2 separate regions of the Mus musculus genome follow, and region 1 is linked to region 2. A link is a contact called in ENCODE Hi-C or POLR2A ChIA-PET data. All regions are on one chromosome and are shown on one strand. The core of a region is the stretch at or near the end of the contact, and the rest is flanking DNA. Distances in the headings are between cores, read along the strand shown. Region 1 holds the start of Mras (muscle and microspikes RAS). Region 2 holds the start of Cep70 (centrosomal protein 70).

What was found. Hi-C counts contacts between places; a loop is a spot of excess contacts on that map. ChIA-PET counts read pairs that join two places held with the same protein, here RNA polymerase II (POLR2A).
Region 1: a loop to region 2 is called in a map of heart, with 3 times the contacts of the local background. The contact joins the promoter of Mras here to the promoter of Cep70 in region 2. A Hi-C loop is called at or near these places in 10 of 37 maps with a recorded cell type or tissue (adrenal gland, gastrocnemius, heart and 1 more). POLR2A ChIA-PET finds 5 or more read pairs at or near these places in 3 of 5 experiments (Patski and embryonic stem cell).

What each region holds. Positions count from the first base shown.
Region 1 is chr9:99,434,237-99,439,734 of GRCm38, reverse strand. Mras (muscle and microspikes RAS) reads left to right here and starts at 3,023. Exons shown (of 6, transcript NM_008624.3): 1 at 3,023-3,425.
Region 2 is chr9:99,240,792-99,245,776 of GRCm38, reverse strand. Cep70 (centrosomal protein 70) reads right to left here and starts at 2,436. Exons shown (of 18, transcript NM_023873.4): 1 at 2,287-2,436.

The DNA.
Region 1 (5,498 bases), core at 1,774-4,273, 190 kb before region 2:
AACCTCCTCACATCTAGAGGAAGGCTGGTTAAGTGCTGTGATCCCCTCCCCCGGAGGTCCATACAGCCATCATTATCTCCAGCAGCTGGCACATCATGTGTGAGTGCTCAGAAGCTCAGAGCTTCTTTTATCCACAGAGACCTAAGCCTGGAGCCTAGAGAAAGATGAGCTATAAGGACTTGGATGGTTTCCGAATCCTGAAGGCTCTACCCACTCCCAGTTTCTCACTCACTGAACCCTTAGCTCTGGCCTGTTCTAATCCATTGTTCAGCAATCCCTGGGGCCAGTGGTACAGCACACCTGCTTTGTCACTAACTGGGAGGTCTCATTGTGTATTAGCCTAGCAGCTCTGACCTTTATTCTATTCTAGGAATTGGTTCTTGTCCCACTCTCGGGCCTTGGACCTCAATGCATGAAATCTGGTCTGTGTTCTTTCTGGGTCCTCAGCCAGAAGTCTCTGGTGTGCCATGCTTCCGACACACCTGATCAAGCATGCAGATCTGCTACTTGGAAAGGCGTCAGCTCATTCATACCTCAGTATACAAGCTCTGTCTCCTGCCTCTTAGCCCGGCCGGTGGGTTTAGTTTCACACCCACACACCCACACACCCACACACCATCGTCTGACCTGGCTCGGTCATCAGCTCTCACTTGTTCCCTTTGCACCGTGGGCTAGGTGCTCGTCTCTGCGCTCCCACACAGTCCTCTCTCCCTGACACCCTTTCCTCCGTGATTGGGAGGTATATCCGTGGATGCTCCGTCAGTCCCCTACCCCATCCCCAGTGAACTGGGAGAACTTGCTTTTGCTGCTCAGTCGTCCTGCTTTTAAAAGACTGTTCACCACAGCTTTATTTCAGGGCTCAAGGGATGGGGTAGGCAGGCGTGGGGTGGGTTGTGGGGTGGGGTAGGGTGGCGTGGGGTGGGGGGACAGCCTAAATGAGATATCCATCCCGAGCAATGGCCTGAAAGCTCAGGAATTTAATGATGAAGCCCAGACGTGAGAAGGATTTCTGTATGGAAACAGGGTAGCTATAGCTACACTCTTATGAAATGCCCTCTGCCCACCTTCCCTGAGGTCTGTGGTAAACAAAAATGAGAGAAAAAGACAGTGCCAGGGCAGGATCCAGACAGCCAAGGTGGAGGGACTTCTGATCTTCAAGGCCCCTCTCCTTACTCCGTTCACTCCCTACAGCCAGTGAAAGACGCCTTCAGTAGCATATAGTATGTTCTCTGCCCTGGGACTCTTGAAAGCCACCTGGGCTTTGATAACGCTAGATAGGAGTCTGGCCTCTCCTTAAACGGGTGGTGGCTAGAAGGCCAATGGCAAACAGCCTTAGGCAGAATCTCAGGTTTGCAAGATACAGAGCTTTGAAGTTCCCTGAGGCCAGGGGTGTGGAGAAGCACTCAAAATAGCAGGCAGTCCCGTATAAGTAAAGCTACAAGTAAAGCTAGGTCCAAGACTTCAAGGCTCATTTGCAAAAGAATGTCCTCAAAAATGATAGAGAGAGAGAGAGAGAGAGAGAGAGAGAGAGAGAAGCTTTGAGATGTAGAACAAAAGGCCACTTCACTCCCAACTAGGGAAGCAATTATCTGAAAGACACACAATTACAAGTGTTGGCAAGAACAAGAATGGAAACAAAGGCTGTGTCTAAAGTCTTGGCCTCCCTACCTGGGAAGGGAGGCAGAAGTTGAGGTCCCCTAGGCTTGTAGCTCTACCTACTCAGCCGTTCAAGGCCAATGAGACTCCTCAAAAGAAACAACAACAACAACCACACCCCAACCAAAGATCAAAATAAAGCAAAATGGTGACAGGCACCCGAAAGGTAACACCCACTGTTGTCCTGTCCTCACAACTGTACGCATGCACAGGTGCATGCTTATGTCCCCGCACACACGTGAGTGGTGCCAGTGTAACATGCTATGGCTGCGTTGGAAACAGATATATGCCCCCGAAAGAGTTCCCCAGTCAACCCGGCAATTCCGCTGGAGGTGTATGTATCCAAGAGGAATCACAGTATTTACATAAAGACTTTTAACACTAGCACTTTATTCACACCGAGAGAAAGGGGGAAAGTAGGTAAGCATCGACTGAGGAAAGGCTAAACAAATGCTTCCTATACACACAGTGGGAGATGAGTCTGGCCGAGGTGTGGCTACGCGGAACCACGTGCATCCAGTCTGCACACACCGTGGAAGAAGCCAGTCACAGAGACCACATGTTGTATGACTCCATTTATATAGAATGTTCTGAATAGGCAAATCCACCGAGGCTGAAATGCAGATTAGAGGGTTCCAGAGCCTGGGAGGGGGGAAGAATGGGGAGAGGTTACCCACAGAGGTTTTTTCTTTTAATTTATTGGGGAAAGGAGTAGTGACCCGAATGTTCTGGAATTAGATAAATAACTATGGTCGCACAACTTTGTTATACCAAAACCCCACTGAAACGTACGCCTTTAAAAGCATATACTCAGCGTTATGTGATCATATCTCAAGTCTTGTAAAAGGGAAAGCCGGGGATAGGGAGTAGGGAATGACTCCAACCCAATGGAAGAGCTAAATGGTGTGCGAACGTCGCCGCCGCCTCCTATCCAGGTCGCTGGCTAATTCTCAAGAACTTTGAGGCCTGAATCTGGCACCTAGCTAAAGCAAGCAGCAGGCCCTCGGAATCTTGGGGTCCTCGGGACGTGGTTGAAGCGACGGGACTCTTCTAAGGACTGGGGAGGCGTCCGCAGGTCCCGAAGTTGGCAGCCCGAAGAGTTAAAGATTGAACCTACAGCTCTTTTAAAGCCGCCCGGGGCCAATTCCCCTTAGGTGTCCTAGGCTTATCGGCGGCTCACAGACTGCAGATCCGTGTGGTGAGTGAGTGGAGGCGAGGGGACCCTTGCCCGGTGCCAGCTGTCCCAATGCCCACAGTGGTGCCGTTTGGGGGTCGTCGCAGCCACTCGGAAGGCTCCCGAGGCGCGGGGTGCGCGGTCGCTTTAAGGCGTCAGCGGGGCGGGGACGGCGGCGGCCGGGCTGGCTGGCGCGGAGCCGTCAGTCGGCGGCGCGGGGCCCGGCGGGCGCGGCGCTCCCTCCTCCCGGTGCGAGCGAGGAGGCGGTGGCCCAGGGCGGGAGCCCAGCCCCGGCGGGAGCGCGCGGCGAGCCGCCCGGCAACCCTGAGGGGAGGAGGCCGCCGGGCGCTTTGTTCCGTTCCGGGGCTGGAGGTGTGGCCGGTTCCGCGTTCGCCGGGCTGCGCTGCGCTGCACCCGGCTGCACCCGGGCAGCGGGCTCCGGCTGTGCGTGGCCTCTGCCCCCTACCACCGGCTCTGGCTTAACGGTGTGCAGCGGAGAAGTCGCTCACCACTCCGACCCAAGTGGGAAGGGCCTAGCCGCCGCTTAGACAGACTCCTTTGATTGTAGTCATCCTGGGGTTCCTCGGCTGCCCGGGTAAGGACTCGGCAGGGAGGTGGGCGGCGGGGTCGGGTAGGGGCTCTCCTGGCTTAAAATGGCGTAAATCAGGTTAAAGATCTACGGAGAGGTGGTACATTCATGTGGATAATACAAAACCGCTTTCTTCATAAACAACTCTTCACTGCGTCCTGGGTTCGGGTTGCTGGGCTGGCTCTCTGGTCACCACTGGGGCCTGCGCTCGTTAAACTGATGCGGCCCGGTGCCCATCATGTGTCAGGCTCCATGCCAAATCCTGTTCTGCTTGGAAAGCAGGGCACAAACTGAATGACAGTCTAGTGTGGTCAGTGGGAGAGCTCAAGTGCCCCTACGCCAGGGTTAGGTCAGAGAGACGACTGTTCAGAAGAGCAGAGTGGGCCCTTGACATTACGGTAGAACCCCCTGCAAAGCTGAGGTGCCTTGGGGACGGAGTGCAGTCTGGAGAATAGGACAAAGACCGTGTCACCTGAACTCTGACCTGAGCGCTGGGGCAGCTCCTGATGGTGGGGAACCTTCTTGGGCTACAATGGTGTTTTTGATTCTCTGGACCAAATTATAGAGACTGACTGATGACGCTCAAAACTGTGGCCTCCAGAGGTCTGGCTGGCCGAGGAGTGAGCGGAGAATGCTTAAAGCAAAGCTTACAAAGCCCTGGTACTTGATGGGAATTTGCCTATCTTCAGACAGGACGCCTCCAGAAAGATGGGAGAAGTGGGACGTTAACCTACCCAGGACTGTGCCTATGCCTGTGCTTTTGACCCCGTGTCTGTTCTGGCCTGTTGTGAGTGAGGCTCTAAGATGCTGACGTTTAAGGCTTGTGCAGCCTGCACTGTACATTCCTAGTGTACCAGTCCGCACGTCCTGCAGTGGTGGGTTGAAGTGTGGGGTGGCAGCTATGTATATTAACAACTGACGCATGTAAGGGCTCAGCTGTGAACAAAGCACTTTCACTGAAGCAGTTCGTAGACTTTCTCCTGCCCCTTTTCCCAGAGAAGAAATCTGAGCTGCTAACATTCCGTAAACCTTCTTATTTCCTGTAAATTGCATGTCCCTGCTGACTGGGGCTGAAAATGTTTCAGGCCGTGGTGTTTCTTCGGGGATGTGTGTGTGTGTGTGTGTGTGTGTGTGTGTGTGTGTGTGTGTGTGTGCTCATAGTACCCTGCAGGCAGTTAGCCTCGCCGACTGCGTTTCATGGCATGGTTTGGCCTTTCTCTGGCCCGGTGGGAGGTGTGGGGGCTCTGTTGCAGTGGGTTTCAAGGTTGGTCTCTTTGTAGTGGGAGGTTAAGCAAGTCCAATGTTCTGGTGGAAACTGCCACCCCCAGATGTGACCTTGACATTTCCTTATGGAGAGGAAAGGCCCTCTGGGGAGGCAGGTGACTGACTACCCTCTAGAGCAGTGGGCCTTGCTCCTGTCTAAAGCAATTTCCATAGCCGTGGCTGGCCTGCAACCTACTGTGTTCTCTGGTCTGCCACTCACAGAGATCTTCTGACCTCTGCCTCCTGAGTGCTGGGATTAAAGATACATACCACTCGCCTTGGCTGCATTTATAAGATTTGGGGGAGGTGAGTGACAAATGGAACTTTTATTACTAGTTTTAGGCCCAGATGTTTCATACTGTTTGTATACAGTGACAAGTCACTTCCCCCCTGAGGTTGGTCCCTGAGCTCCAGGGATCATCATCCAGAACCAGGGAGGATATTAATGAATTGAGTCCTTTAAGTGACAGGTCCTAACATCATGTGTTTACCAGTCTCCTGGATCGACTCAGTTCTCAGGAAATTGTGATCTCTATCCTGTATTGGACACATGTTGTTGTTGTAATCTTGTCTACCACTGAGAGGCCCCAGTCAGTGCACCTCCCTGGAAGGACCTGAAAACATACTGCTCCTGGGTATTGTGTTGTTTGTGCAAGCCGGGCTAAGTGGGAACTGGGTTCTTGTGCAAAGCTGTAATGCTCACTAGTATCTAGAGGGTCTGAGTGCAGGCATAAGCCGGCTATGAGCTATCAGCACCTTTCTAGAGAGATGGGGAAAATGGAGGAGTTGGCTATGAGCATCTTGCAATCTGGAGCA
Region 2 (4,985 bases), core at 1,187-3,686:
GGCTATTAACAAGACACGGCTTTGGAACCTTGAAAGTCACAGGAAAAAAAAAAAAATAACGGCATCCTAGGGCCAAGGCAGAACCTTTACAGAGTGTTGTTAACACACAGGACTCCTAGAGTAGGAAGTAGAGGACGGATGTCGTTTAGCCACGTGGCAAATAAAGCCAAGTGTTACAAAAAGGAGAAAAAAAATCACATACCCATAATTCCCAGCTTTGGGTCTTAGGAAGGATATGAGACAGCCCAGGCTACATAGTAAAACCCTATCTCAAGAAAAGAAAGAAGCCAAACACAGTGGTAGACACCTTTAATCTTACCACTCAGGAGACAAAGGCAGGCAGATCTTGTGAGTTCGAGGCCAGCCTGGTCTACACAGTGAGTTCCAGGACTATATAGAGAGACCCTGTCTCAAAACAAAAACAAAAAAACCAAAACCAAAACAAAAACAAACAGAAATGAAACAGCACAGTGCTAAGAGCATGTTATCCCTTACAGGGGACCAGAGTTCAATCCCCTTCACCCACGCCTGGCAGCTCACAACCACCTATGACTCCAGCTCCAGGAGATCCAACTCCTCGGCCCCCACGAGTACCTGTACACATGAACACGCACATAATTAAAAGTGGTAAAAATGTTTAGTGGCGGATGGTGATGCATGCCTTTATTCCCAGCACTCAGGAAGCAAATCCTAGTGGACTCCTGTAAGTTCAAAGCCAAACTGGTCTACATAGTGACTTCCAAGACAACCTGGACAACATGGCAAGATCTTGTCTCAAGAAAAGGAGGGTGGGGAAAAAGAAAAGAGAGAAAAGGAAAATAAGAGAAAAAGAAGATAAGAGAAAAACAAAATGAGAAAAAGATGAAACTGGAGATGTTTGAAACAGAACCTTGGCTGACCTAGAACTAGCCTAGGCAACCCATCCCTCTCAGCCCTGGGAGTGTGAGTACAAGTGACAGCCATCATGGGGGGAAAAGTGTATATTTTGACACAGTCCATCCATGTTTCACAACAGTTCATTAATTGCCCTGTAGGTATCTGAGGATCTGTTAAAATACAACACATACTAAAATTTTATAGCCAGGCAATGGTGGTGTGCACTCAGGAGGCAGAGGCAGGAGGATCTCTGTGAGTTCTAGGTGAGCTGGGTCTAGAGAGCTAGTTCCAGGACAGCCAAGGCTACATAAAGAAATCTTGCCTCAAAAAACAAAAAACAAAAACAAAAAAAAAAAAAAAACAAAACCCCCATAAATATAATAGCTGGGTGTGGTGGTGTTTAGCTGTAACCCCAGCATTTCAGAGGTTGGAGGATCAGGAATTCAATGTCGTCCTCAGACGGCCTGCATGAAACCTTGCCTTAACGTGAATCAACAATTCAATTCCAACAACATTGCAACTTGCTCTTCACGGTTTACCATTTACTAGCTATTTACTATTTACAAAAATCCATGCAATGCACAAGATTGAAACCAATGCCTGCAGCGCTGATATGATTACAAAATAAAGTGGCAGGCTAGAGAGACAGCTCAGTGGGTAAAGGCACTTGTCCCAAGAAAGCTTGAGAAGCAATCCTCAGAATCCACAGGAGGCGAGAATTCTGTAACCCCGGGCCTCCTGTAGGGAGATCGGACTCTGCAGCTCTCCCCTCCATCCCCTACAGTATGCAGAAAAACAAAAGACCTTGTCTCAAACAAGGTAGAGGCAATGACCGACGCCCAAGGTTGTCCTCTTTCTCTACGTCTGCACCGTGGCGTGAACAATTATTGATTAGTTGATAATAGTGGGAACCTTGATTAGGCTTTGCTGTGTTTTTCACATTAATCAACGTGGACCCACATAAAGGCGGAGTCCTTAAATTTGTAATGAGTCTGACAGGAGGGGTACTCGCCTACCCTTTACTCCGCGATCTCCCACTTGGCTCCAAATCGCTATCACCTGACAGCGCCGCAAAGAGAACTGGAGCTAGCCCGGAACCCAGCCGATTCCATGTAGGAGTCTAAGCTCAGTTCCTGCTTCCTCTACCAGGTCGCACACCTTCAACACTCGGCTGGGAGAAGAGGTTGAGTGAGGAGCGAGGGACACAAAGCGACGGGCGGGCTCCCCGCAGGGAGGTCCACGCCCACACCTGCACGCGCATTTCCTAGCTAGCGCGTAGGAGCCGGGGCGACTCCATTCTGAGGGCCCTGGCTGGTGAGTGGGACGCTCCGGATTCCGGAGAAGCCACCTTTGGGCGTGCACCTGAAGGGGGCCCACGTAAAGTCCTCGGCGACCCCAAGCGCCACTCACCTCGGTCACAGCCCGTGGCTTCCACCGCGCTCGCCCCCGCGGCCTAAGCCCCGCCTACGCGACCGTTAGCGCAGCCAGGCTGACCAATCGAACTGACGCAGTCGATGGCCTCCCAGCGGGGCGGGACAACACCACCTGGCGCGCCGGGAAGGCGGGTCCACGCCGCGCTCTATCGTTAGCTCCGCCCACGGGGCGGGGCTTCTTCCCGCCTCCACTCCCACCGGACCCGGACTTGCTGCGGCTACTTTGTAGCAGGCGCTTTGACACTTCCTGGACGCTCCGCCTGATAGTCGCTCAGTCACCATGGTGTTTCTTTGATCCCCGAGAAGCTAGAAATACACACATTTGCGGTTGCAAGTGAAAGTGAGGCCGGGGCTGCCTTATTATCACTGGATGCCTGCGCTCCCTACAGCTCCCCCTCACGCCCTGACTGCGAGCCTTTTTCAGGAACTGTCTGCACGGGGCAACCCCAATAAGCATTTCTTGATAACATTTCACCTTCTCCTTGAATATTTTCAAAGGTCTACGAAGAACTGAGATGCCTGCCTGACGAAGCTCAGTCTAGATAGGCAGTTTGGGCTCCTGTTAGACACTGATAAGACTGGTTAATAAAGGGTTTGTGGCTACAGAGATAAAAGATTACATAAGGACATGAGGCACAACTCTTGCTTCAACTTTAGATAAGCTGAAAAGCCTTGAAAACGATCTATGGGCCTCCAGGTTAATTAAGTCAAGATCTCTAAAGTGGGGCCCACACGTCCAGAGTTTATATGGTTCCCCGAAGTGATTCTAATGTATAGCCAGGAGGGAGAACCAACTGTCCGCTGAGAAATAATTAAGACTGATTCTAAACCTGGTGGGGAAGAGGGACTGGAGATGTAGATCAGTTGGTAGAATTCAGCGTCCGGGAAGCCCTTGGGTTTGATTCTTCAACACGGCCTAAGACAGGCGAGCTGACACGTGCCTGTAATTCCAGAATTTAGGAGGTACAGGCAGATCAGGAGTTCAAGGTCATCCCTGGCTTTATAGCAAAAGTCAAGACCACCGGAAGCTACAGGAGGCCTTGGCTCAAGGAAAAAAATAAAACGAAGGTCCTTCTCCACTCTTTTCAAAAACCAAAAGTGGGTTAAGAAATCCAAAATATGTAAGGGAAAAAAAATCATGTTCGCAGTCTAAAGGATGACCTCGAGTTTTCAGGAATCTACCATCGTTGTCCTTGCAACTTACAGCCACACGGTGGCGGTATTGACAACAGGCATTTCCAGAAGGACTTGGGAAATGCAAGTCCCATCAGGGTCTTAGTGACCCTAATACATCAACTAAAGTGACTCTCTCTGGGTGGTCCAAGGGCACATCTCTTAAGAGAGTACTGCTCTCAAGCCCACGTTTAGGCACACAGTGAGTCTAAACTGTGTGTGTTCTCTGCAAACACATCCCAATCCCTCTATTCCCCCTCATGGCCCCTTCCTTCCCTTTCTATATCTGGATATTCACACTACGGAGCTGACAGATTTTCATTTTCAGCTTCCTAAGACAATCTAACTGCTTACCTTTTCCAGAACAATAGGGTGACTTTCCCAATCTTCTGAGCCAACCCATAGGCCAAACATCCGTGGGTTAGAATTACTTTTGATGTGAGTAATAAAAATCAAACAAACAAACAAAAAACTCAACTAATTCAAACTGCCTTAAACAATAAAGCAATTGATTAGGTCACACAACACAAACCCTAGAGGAGGGAGACGGAGACGTTGACATTGATTAATTCAAACCAATCTCTTTTTTTTTTTTTTTTTTTGGTTTTTGGTTTTTTGAGACAGGGTTTCTCTGTGTAGCCCTAGCTGTCCTGGAACTTACTTTGTAGACCAGGCTGGCCTCAAACTCAGAAATCTGCCTGCCTCTGCCTCCCAAGTGCTGGGATTAAAGGCGTGCGCCACCATGCCCGGCTTCAAACCAATTTCAATGGTTAAGTGGGTCCAGCTGCTATTAGTCTGTGCTGTTGAAAACATGATAAATTCATACTTATTTTCCAGCTGCCTACTTGGAGCAACCAAGACCACATACTTTCTTTTCCTATAGAAACTTCTCCAGTTTTGTGTTTTGTTTTTGTTTGTTTTATTGAGCCAGTTGGACCTGCCAGATATACCCTACCTCCTGATCAGTAATTGCCAGGGAGATGAAGAGGTGGCTCAAGCCTAAATCCCAGAAAGTAAAAAGGAGGCGCCACATTTTTAAATGGTTTCCAAAGTGCTAGTGCTTCTTCCATTATTTTGTTTCAGTCTTCATTGTTGTTTAAAAACTAAATTTAGCTGAGCAGTGGTGGCACACACCTTTAATCCCAGCACTAGGGAAACAGAAATAGTGGATCTCTGAGTTCTGGCCAGTCTGGTCTATAGAGTACATTCCAAGACAGCCAGGGGTATACAAAGAAACACTGCCTTGAAAAAATAGATATTTAGATAGATAGATAGATAGATAGATAGATAGATAGATAGATAGACAGACAATACCAAATTTGGAAAATCAGCCAACCCATTTAAAGAAGAGACCCAAAACAAAGCATAAACATATGACCTATCTCATGTTTTGTTTTGTGGTGAATGCATCTCCAGCTGCTCTCTTAAAGCGATAGTGTCTGTGGTCAAATTGGTGAGAAGCAGCTTATGAAGCTAACCATCATTCAGATACTTCCTGAAAAA